Regions from separate parts of the Homo sapiens genome. Here region 2 is linked to region 1. Evidence: read pairs that join two places in POLR2A ChIA-PET (ENCODE). Cell type or tissue: PC-9. All regions are shown on one strand. Links, peaks and the distances in the headings refer to the core of each region. The heading gives the core; the rest is flanking DNA. Region 1 has its middle 19 kb from the start of LINC02695. Region 2 has its middle 4.6 kb from the start of TMEM126A.

Region 1 (4,400 bases), core at 331-4,330:
TGCATATCTGACAGTGACATACTTCATGTTCGATCTAGTTGTAGTCATATATAGAAACCCAAATAATGATGGAATAAGAGTTAAGTCATGTGTTCCAGAATTAGCATTATCATTGATTATCTAGTGGGCTTCAGGCCATTCAGTTAAACAAACATCTATTCAGGTCAGGGGGTGGAGGAGATGTTCCCTGCTGTGCAGAAACTCAAAATTTTTAAGTCACACAGATTTGTAAACCTCCAATTATGAATAATGAAGTGGTACACACATACAAAAATATTATTGGCACATTGGGGAAGGAACAATTTGATGTGCCTTTGAAGGCTGTAGAAAGCACCACTGCAGAGAGGAGGTGACATCTGAGCTTGGTCTTGAATGATGGATGTCTAAGATTTTAAAGTCCAAGAAGGAGACCAGGTTGAAGGAGGAACATTAACAGATGAACAGAATAGCTAGATGAAGGAATGGCAAGAGTTCGGTGTGACCGGAGCACAGAATGCACAGTGGGGAGAATAGGAGATAAGGCTAGAAGGAACACTGGGCTGAAGTCATGTAGGATCTAATGTGCCAGGTTCATATATCTGGGCTTTGTTCTATCCAGCCCTTCCCAATCAGGATTCCACCAGAAAAATTAAGCCCTGATGACTTAAGACATCTATCATACAAATAAATTTCTCTCCCCTGTACACCTAGAATGGTATTAACTATGTACCATCCTGGAAAGACCTGAAATAGTCACTCAGATAATTTTCTGGAGGGCTTGGTTCTCACATGGAAGCCCAGGAGAGAAAGCCTGCTAGGCAGTGCAAGCCATCCAACATTTATAGAAAGCAAGTGACATCTTCACGTCATAGAAACACTGCTTGGGTGGCAATGAGAAGAGTGCTTTAGAAATAGTACAGGCAGAGGATAAGTGGTTAACTAAACTGCTGTTGCAATAATTCAGGTGGGTGACAACCAGGGCTCAGGGTGGTGACAGTAGAAATGGAGGTAAAGGACACCTTAGAGACATTTGGGAGGCAGAATAGATGGTGTTCTTTAGTGCTGTCTTCCCCAGCTCTTTGGCTATGATATGAAATCACCAGCTCCCTCCAGCTTCAGGCTGGAACCTTCCTAAAGAGGGCAAGAAGTGGCTGGGTGCAGTGACACACGCTTGTAATCCCAGCACTTTGGGAGGCCAAGGCAGGCAAATCACTTGAGGTCAGGAGTTCGAGACCAGCCTGGCCAACATGGTGAAACCCTGTCCGTATCGAAAATACAAAAATTAGCCGGGTGTGGTGGCATACGTCTATAGTCCTAACTACCTGGGAGGCTGAGGCAGGAGAATCGCTTGAACCAAGGAGGCAGAGGTTGTGGTGAGCCAAGATCATGCCACTGCTCTCCAGTCTGGGCGACAGAGCTAGACTCCATTTCAAAAAAAAAAAAAAGAGGGCAGAAGTGCACCAGCCACAACTCAGCATGGGGGTGGGGTGTGCTGCCACTGCTCTGGACCTTATCACATCTCTGGTGAACTCTGCACACCCTGATAGCCTCAAGTTGTGACTTTTCTTCACACCCCCTCACCCTCCTGGGCATGTTGGTCCAGTCTTCACAACTGACCTTCAGCCTCATTCTTCTCCCCAGCCACACATTTCAAAAGTGCTACCCTGAACTCCACACTGCCTGGCTGGGTTCCTGACGCTTTGCTTCCCTAACCCAACTCATTCTTCCAAGGAGCTGGATCCACTCCCTGTGCTCCACCCCAGCCCTAGGAGTCCTACAGCTGATGCAGCATTGCCAGCTCCAGTCCTGCTCATTCCCAGCTTCCTCCCTATGGGCCATGTGGCTGAGGTCTTATCATGCCTTATAACTAAACTGACCGGAATTTAGGCACGTCATCACCAAGCCTCATCTGGGGCCTGTTTTCTCATTTGTAATGTGTGGGGATTGTACTAGGTGACTTCTAAAGGATCTCCCTTCCAACACTAACATCCTGTGTTTCTAAGTAGGCCAACTGTAAAAGAAGTCTGCATTGGCACAGAACAATTGAGGCTGGGAGCAAGTGAGTCAGACTCAGCAGAAATGTCAAGCTCACTGTGGAGCCAGGAGATCAGAGTGCAGCATGCCACTGGGCAGACAGGAGCCAGGGCCTTGAGCCAGAGATTAGCCTACCCAGACAGCTGTGCGGACGAGATGACGGATGCCATGGCTTGCTTATTAGTCACATTGGTGTTCAAGGAATTAACCACTTCATTTTGTGCCCTCCAAAGGATAACATTCATTTATGACCTAAAGCTATTTAGCAGGGAGTTTGTAATTCTACCTTTCTCACAGTTACTGCTGGTGATTTAGGATTCAATATTATCCCATTACTATTTTGTCCATTTGCTTGAAATTGCCATCCAATGGGCATTCACTGACCATCTAGTTTTACTCTCAAGACTTCCTAAGTCCCTCTCAGATGCCTCTCAGTGTGTGTGAAAGAAAGGGCACAGACCTTTGGAGACCTACATTTGAACCCCACAGCTACTTACTAGTCATGTGGTTCTGGAAAAGTTAATCTCTGAAGAGTGTGTGTGTGTGTGTGTGTGTGTGTGTGTGTGTGAGAGAGAGAGAGAGAGACAGAGACAGAGTCTTGCTAGAGAGAGAGAGAGACAGAGTCTTGCTCTGTCACCCAGGCTGGAGTGCAGTGGCACGATCATGGCTCACTGCATCCTTCGCCTCCCTGGTTCAAGCAATTCTCCTGCCTCAGCCTCCCGAATAGCTGGGACTACAGGCGCGTGCCACCATGCCCAGCTAATTTTTGTATTCTTATTAGAGACAGGGTTTCACCATGTTGGCCAGACGGGTCTTAAACTCCTGACCTCAGGTGATCCACCCACCTTGGCCTCCCAAAGTGTTGGGATTATAGGCATGAGCCACCGCACCTGACTAATCTCTGAACTTTTGATTCCCCATGTGTGAAATGGGATAATAATAATACCTGCCTTGCAGATTTGTAGCCCAGGTTAAAGTGTCTACTATACGGGAGGTTCTCAGTAAAGAAGTTCTCCTTTACAGAAACCCTGCTGTTTTGCATGTCTTGAAATCTCTGCCTTCAGGATTGTTTCTCTTAGGTTTGCCTGGCCCTTTCCTCTCTTTCTTCCTTAAGCCTGCAAGGTCCCTGCTGGTCCACACAAGTTTCTGCTCCAATTCCAGACCTGCAGCATGCTGAGTCAGCACTAGCACTTCCTAGCGTAGGGGCTTTTCTCCACCCCATCATGGCTGAGCAATCACAAGCCAAGAAAATCTTGATCAGAAGATAAGATCATAGCTAAAGGCTCTGAGAGCTCCATTGTCTCAGCTTCAGATGCTGTTATATAGAAGATTAAAACCCCAGTACTGTGACTCAGTGAGGGCCCAGTTAGGAGATTACAAGACACAGTGCTGAAGGGTTAAAGGTGATAAAGTAAGGATGCCTTCAAGCTACTGAGTATAGGAATTAGCTGTGGGCACACATCTCTGGCAGGCTAGGGACTAACCTTCCTGGTTCCTTCTTTCAAAGAGATGCTAGTGTCAGGGACTAGTACAGACATGGGTTGCAGGGCCTTAGAGATCTTTTGTTTACCCTCTTTTACACAAATGGAGAAACTGAGGCCCACAAGCAGGAATTAACTTGCCCAGATTTATATAAAGAGAAAAAGCCATAAATGCATTCAAATGCAGGACTCAACTCTATGTTCCAACTGTTTCTATTATCCTATGATAAAATAGTGATTGTTAAAATTCAATGCATTGGGGACACTCACTAAACTTGACTCTTAAATAAGAAGTGTGGGGAATGTTGTTAACAGGATTTCTAGCAGGAGAGCATTCACTTTTTCATCAAATATTTATTGAGTCCTAGAAGGTAAGTAATGGCCAAATTGTTAAGGGTATAAGAGGATATGCTTAGGCGTGTGGTTTTTATTTTGTAGGCAACAGTCCGTCAAAGATTTCAGAGAAGAGGATTAACATGATCAGCTTTAAAGAGAGCATGCTAGCAGCAGAGGAGAGGATTGGAAGGTGTCAAATTAGATGCCCAAGGACTTAGGGGGCTTTTAGAGTAGTCCTGGCAAGAGATGATTGATGGAGATCTAAAGAAGGGCAGTGGCAGTAAGGACAGAGAGCAAGCAGAGCCAAAGGCCATTTCTTCTTTTTCTTTTATTATTCTGAATTGACATATAATAATTGTACATATTTATGAAGTACAGGGTGATATTTTGATACAAGTATACCATGTGTAATGATCGGGTCAGGGTAGTTAGCATAGCCATCACCTCAGACGTTTCTCATTTCTTCATGTTGGGAACATTCAAAATTCACTCTTCTGACTATTTGAAAATACACAATCATTGTTGTTAATTATAGTCATGCTACAGTGCTGTAGAACACTAGAACTTCCT
Region 2 (4,400 bases), core at 116-4,115, 530 kb after region 1:
AGCTGAACTTGGGCTGTGCATGGAAGAGAGGGGATAGAAATGTAGCCAGAAATCTGCAATGTCTATGATGCTTGCACCAGACAACCGTAAGCTCTTTTTGGAAACAGGAAATAAAGAACAATTTGTCAAAGCATATTTTTCTGTCACTAAAAATACATGCCATTCTTTTGATTTTAAAAGTTTTGAGAAATGCCGAAAGAGAAAAGATAATTTAGTTTCTTATAGCTTGTCTGAACTCTCTAACAACAGAATATTGGCACATAAAATAGTTAATAAAAGAAAATGGAATTTGACCACTTGTCACTACCTTTATTGCTACTACTTATTATCTCTTACCTAGACTGTCTATAAAATCCTGTGTCACACAGAAAAATTGCTGGGATATGGCTTTGACTTAAATGCTGCATGAATCTGCTGAAAATAGTTGATCCAGGAAGATTCCATACTTTTCAAAGATAATAATCAAAAAATAAAAGAGGGACTTCTAGCTTCTGGAAGTGACACAGTAGCTTATGTTGGACAGACCCTGTTGCAAATAACAACTATAAACTCTGGACAAGGAAGAGATTCTTTTCAAAGACCCTGGAAAGCAACCAAAATAGCATGAAAACACAGGAAGGTATACAATTCTTGAAAGATGGGAAAAATAGTGGGTAAGATCCACATTTATCCAGCTTTTTTTCATGAGGGCATTAGTCTGTGCAGTACATGGGGAATATCGAGTGTCAGTATAAAGCAGCATTCTTCCCATTCTAAAACACTCAGAAGTTGAAATTTGGAAATGCCAGATCAACTGAAAATTGGGGCAGGAACCTTGAAAAGGGAACCCCAAAATCTGTCTAAAAAATCCCCTCAAATTTTTGGCTGACATTATAACAGTACATGCATGTGGTAAGACCCAAAGAACCCAATGGACAGCAACAGTTGGAAGACTGGAAGAGATAAAGTGAAATTTCAGCAGTCATCTGATGCTGGGAAGACAGTGTATTTTTGAATATTTAAATTCAAATATCGGAAATTTAAATATTTCCAAGTTATACAGACCGGGTGAAAACTTTGGACATTCCACTGAGCAGCATCTTAGAATTAATGACTACATCCAATGACTAAGGGTTATGCCCTAGAATCAAGGGCAAAATCAACCAAATCAATATTTTTTTAAAAAAATCAAATTAAGCAAAAAGGAAATCAAAGAGGAAGGAATAATAAAGGTAAGAGTGGAAATAAATGAAAGGGAAAAGACAAAAACAATAGAGAAAAGACCAACTGTGATTCTTTGAAAATATTAATAAAATCAATAAGCCCTAATAAGACTAATCAAAAGAAAAAGAGACCAAACAACTAAATCTTTTTGGACTGAAAGAAGGGACATTAATACAGATTCTACACACATTAACAGGATAAGGAGAGGATATTATGAACAACTTTAACCCACTGTGTTCGACAATTTAGACAAAATGGACAAATTGCTTGGTCTTATTGTTAATTGCTTATCTGGAGAGTTACAATTTATTTTTTCTTTTACATTTTATAACCTACAACCTTGCTAAATCAAATAGGATTTTAAAAATTACATAGATAATTTTATTTCTTCTTTTCCAATCTGGCTAGACTCTCCCATACAATGTTGGCTAGAAGCAATAAAGCAGACATTCTTGCATTTTCCCTGATCTTAGGGGGAAGTCATTCAGTTTCCCACCATCATCATGTTAATTATAGGTTTTTTGGTAAATGCTCTTCAAAATCTTAAGGAAGTTCCCTTCTTTTCCTCATGCTGGGAGTTTTTATCAGGAACAGATGTTGGATTTTGTCAAATGCTTTTTCTGTATCTATTCAGATGATTGTTTTTTTTCCTTGTTTAGTCTGTTGATACAGTGAATTATATTGTGTAGGGGCTCCACGTTCCCCAGCCATCTTTCCGTGTCCTGACCAAAAATCACAGAGCGCCTTGACTGCTTTGTGACCTGGCCAGCTGCAGATTTTTCTTAGCAGGCTTGAATCCAAACCGAGACCTGAAACATTTCCAGGCACTGATAAAGGTATCTAGGTTGTTGCCCAAAACACTAAAATAAACTGGCCCTGGCCCTGAGCCAAATTCCTAAGCCCTCATATAAACTCCATATCCTAATCCCCTTGTTGTGAACTGCTAGCCTTTTCTCTTGCTGTTTGTGGTGAGGATTGCTGCAGTTCAGTCATATAAAATTTCCCCTAATAAATGCTTTGGACTGATGACCCTGGTGTTTAGTGCTTCTTTCTTTGAATCCCAACCAGCCCAGTCTCAGGATAACTCTGGACACTCCCTTGTGGAAACTCCCCTGCTGTCACTTTTGGGGTGACTCCTGCTGTGGGTTTGGTGGAACAAAACATTGAGTGATTTTTTTAAATGTTAAGTCAATTTTGCAATCCTGGAATAAGCCCCGCTTGGCCATGAGGTACTATTCTTTATATATATTTTTGTATTTGGTTTGCTAAAAGTTTGTCAAAAGTTTTTATATCAATGTTCATGAGGAGTATTAGGCTGTAGTTTCTTTCCTCAAAATGTTTTTATCTGGCTTTGATATCAGGATATTGCTGGACTTATTGAATGAGTTGGCAAGTGTTCCCATCTCTTCAATTTTTTTGGAGAGTTTGCATCATATTATTATTTCTTCCTTACATGTTTGGTAGACTTTACCAGTGAAGATTTCTGGATCTGAGTTTTCCTTGTAGGGAGGATTTAACTATAAATTCAATACTCATGGTAGATATATGGCTACCCTGATTATCTATTTCTTTTTGAGTGAACTTCACAAATCTTCACAAAACAAGATCAAATATTCATTTATTCATTTCACCTAAGTTCTCAAGTTTATTGGCTGAAATTGTTCAAAAATATTTTCTTGTTATATTTTAACATCTGTAGAATCTGTGGTGAAACATCTCTCTTGATATTGGTCACTTATGTCTTCCCTTCTTTATGCTAATTGTTTATTATTTTTGAAAATCTCAAATAACCACCTTTTGGTTTTATTGGTTCTTTTCTATTGGTTTCTGTTTTCTATTTCTTCCCCCCTCTGTTCTATATTGTTTCTTTCTTATTCTTATCTAGGATTTAAGTTGCTCCTCTTTTTCTCGTTTCTTAAAAACATACCTGAGGTAATTGATTTGAGATCTTTTTCCCCTCTAACATATGTGCTTATCATTACAAATTTCCAAGTGCTGCTTTAACTGTATCCATAGATTTTTAAATGTTCTGTATTATTTTAATTCAGTTCAAAAGAATTTCTAATTTCACTTTGCTTTCCTCTTTGGCCTGTGGATTATTTAGAAGTGTGTTAATTTAGTAATAGTTCCAATTTTCTAGATACCATTTTGCTATTGATTTCCAATTCAGTTCCATTCTGGTCAGAAAATATACTTTGTATGATTTGAATCCTTTTAAGTTTATTGAGATTTATAAAGTAGATACTGGTCCATCTTGGTAAGTGGTCCATGTGTGCTTGTAAAGAACGTATACTCTGCTGTTGTGCCAAGAATTGTAAAAACATCAATTAGCACAAGTTGGCTAATGGTCATTATCCTTTCTGAATTTCTACCAACTTGTTTTATTAATACGGAGAGAAGGTTATTGAAATCTCCAACCATTATGAGGATTTTCTGTTTCTCCTTTCAGTTCTGTCAACTCTCGCTTCACGTTATTTTCAAGCTCCCATTATTGTATGAAGAAACACTTAGGATGAATTGATCCCTGTATAATTGTGAAATAACCTCCTTATTCCTTGGTAATATTCTTTGCTTTGAAATCCACCCCCTCCCTCACTCCCTCCCTTCCCTCCTTCCTTCCTTTGAATCAGGGTCTCACTCTGTCACCCAGGTTGGTGTGCAGTGGCACAATCATGGCTCACTGTAGCCTCAACCATCTGGCAAGTGATCCTCCTGCCTTAGACACCTGAGTAGCTGGGACTACAGCCACTATGCCCAGCTAACTTTTTATTTTTTGTAGAGACGGGATATCACTATGTTGCCTAGGTTAGTTTTGAACTCCTGGGATCAAGCAATCCTCCTACCTTGGCCTCCTAAAGTGCTGGGATTACAGGCATGAGCCACTGTGCCTGGCCTATTTGATATCACTATAGCCACTCCAATAACTTTTTAGATTAGTGTTAACACAACACAGCTTTTCCTATCCTTTTAACCTATTTGAGTTTTTAGATTTAATGCAGGTTTTCTTTTAGGCTATATAGCTGGATTTTGCTTTTTATCTAAATTAGGCAATTGCTGACTTTTCATGGGGTGAGTGTTTAGACCATTTATGTTTAATATGATTTTTATATTTTAGAGTTTAAATCTATCAGCTTTCTATTTGTTTTCTATTTGTCCTATCTGTTCTACATTTCCTTCTGCCTTTTTTTTGACTAATT

Evidence for each region. Peaks named below come from ENCODE experiments on the same cell type or tissue, not always from the same donor. Only the 100,000 strongest peaks of a DNase experiment are listed, where the experiment ranks them.
Region 2: POLR2A ChIA-PET joins it to region 1 with 5 read pairs; 1 of 35 experiments calls an interaction of 5 or more read pairs at or near these places.

Annotation. Positions count from the first base shown.
Region 1 is chr11:86,171,937-86,176,336 of GRCh38, reverse strand. No RefSeq gene overlaps it. Among named protein-coding and RNA genes, the nearest start is that of LINC02695, 19 kb to the left of the region's middle. RefSeq lists cis regulatory regions at 1-166, 1,362-1,859. In PC-9, for the core only: no CTCF peak of the experiment used is centred there; DNase peaks (open chromatin) are centred at 2,046 and 3,306; H3K27ac peaks cover 3,363 bases.
Region 2 is chr11:85,641,142-85,645,541 of GRCh38, reverse strand. No RefSeq gene overlaps it. Among named protein-coding and RNA genes, the nearest start is that of TMEM126A, 4.6 kb to the left of the region's middle. In PC-9, for the core only: no CTCF peak of the experiment used is centred there; a DNase peak (open chromatin) is centred at 2,101.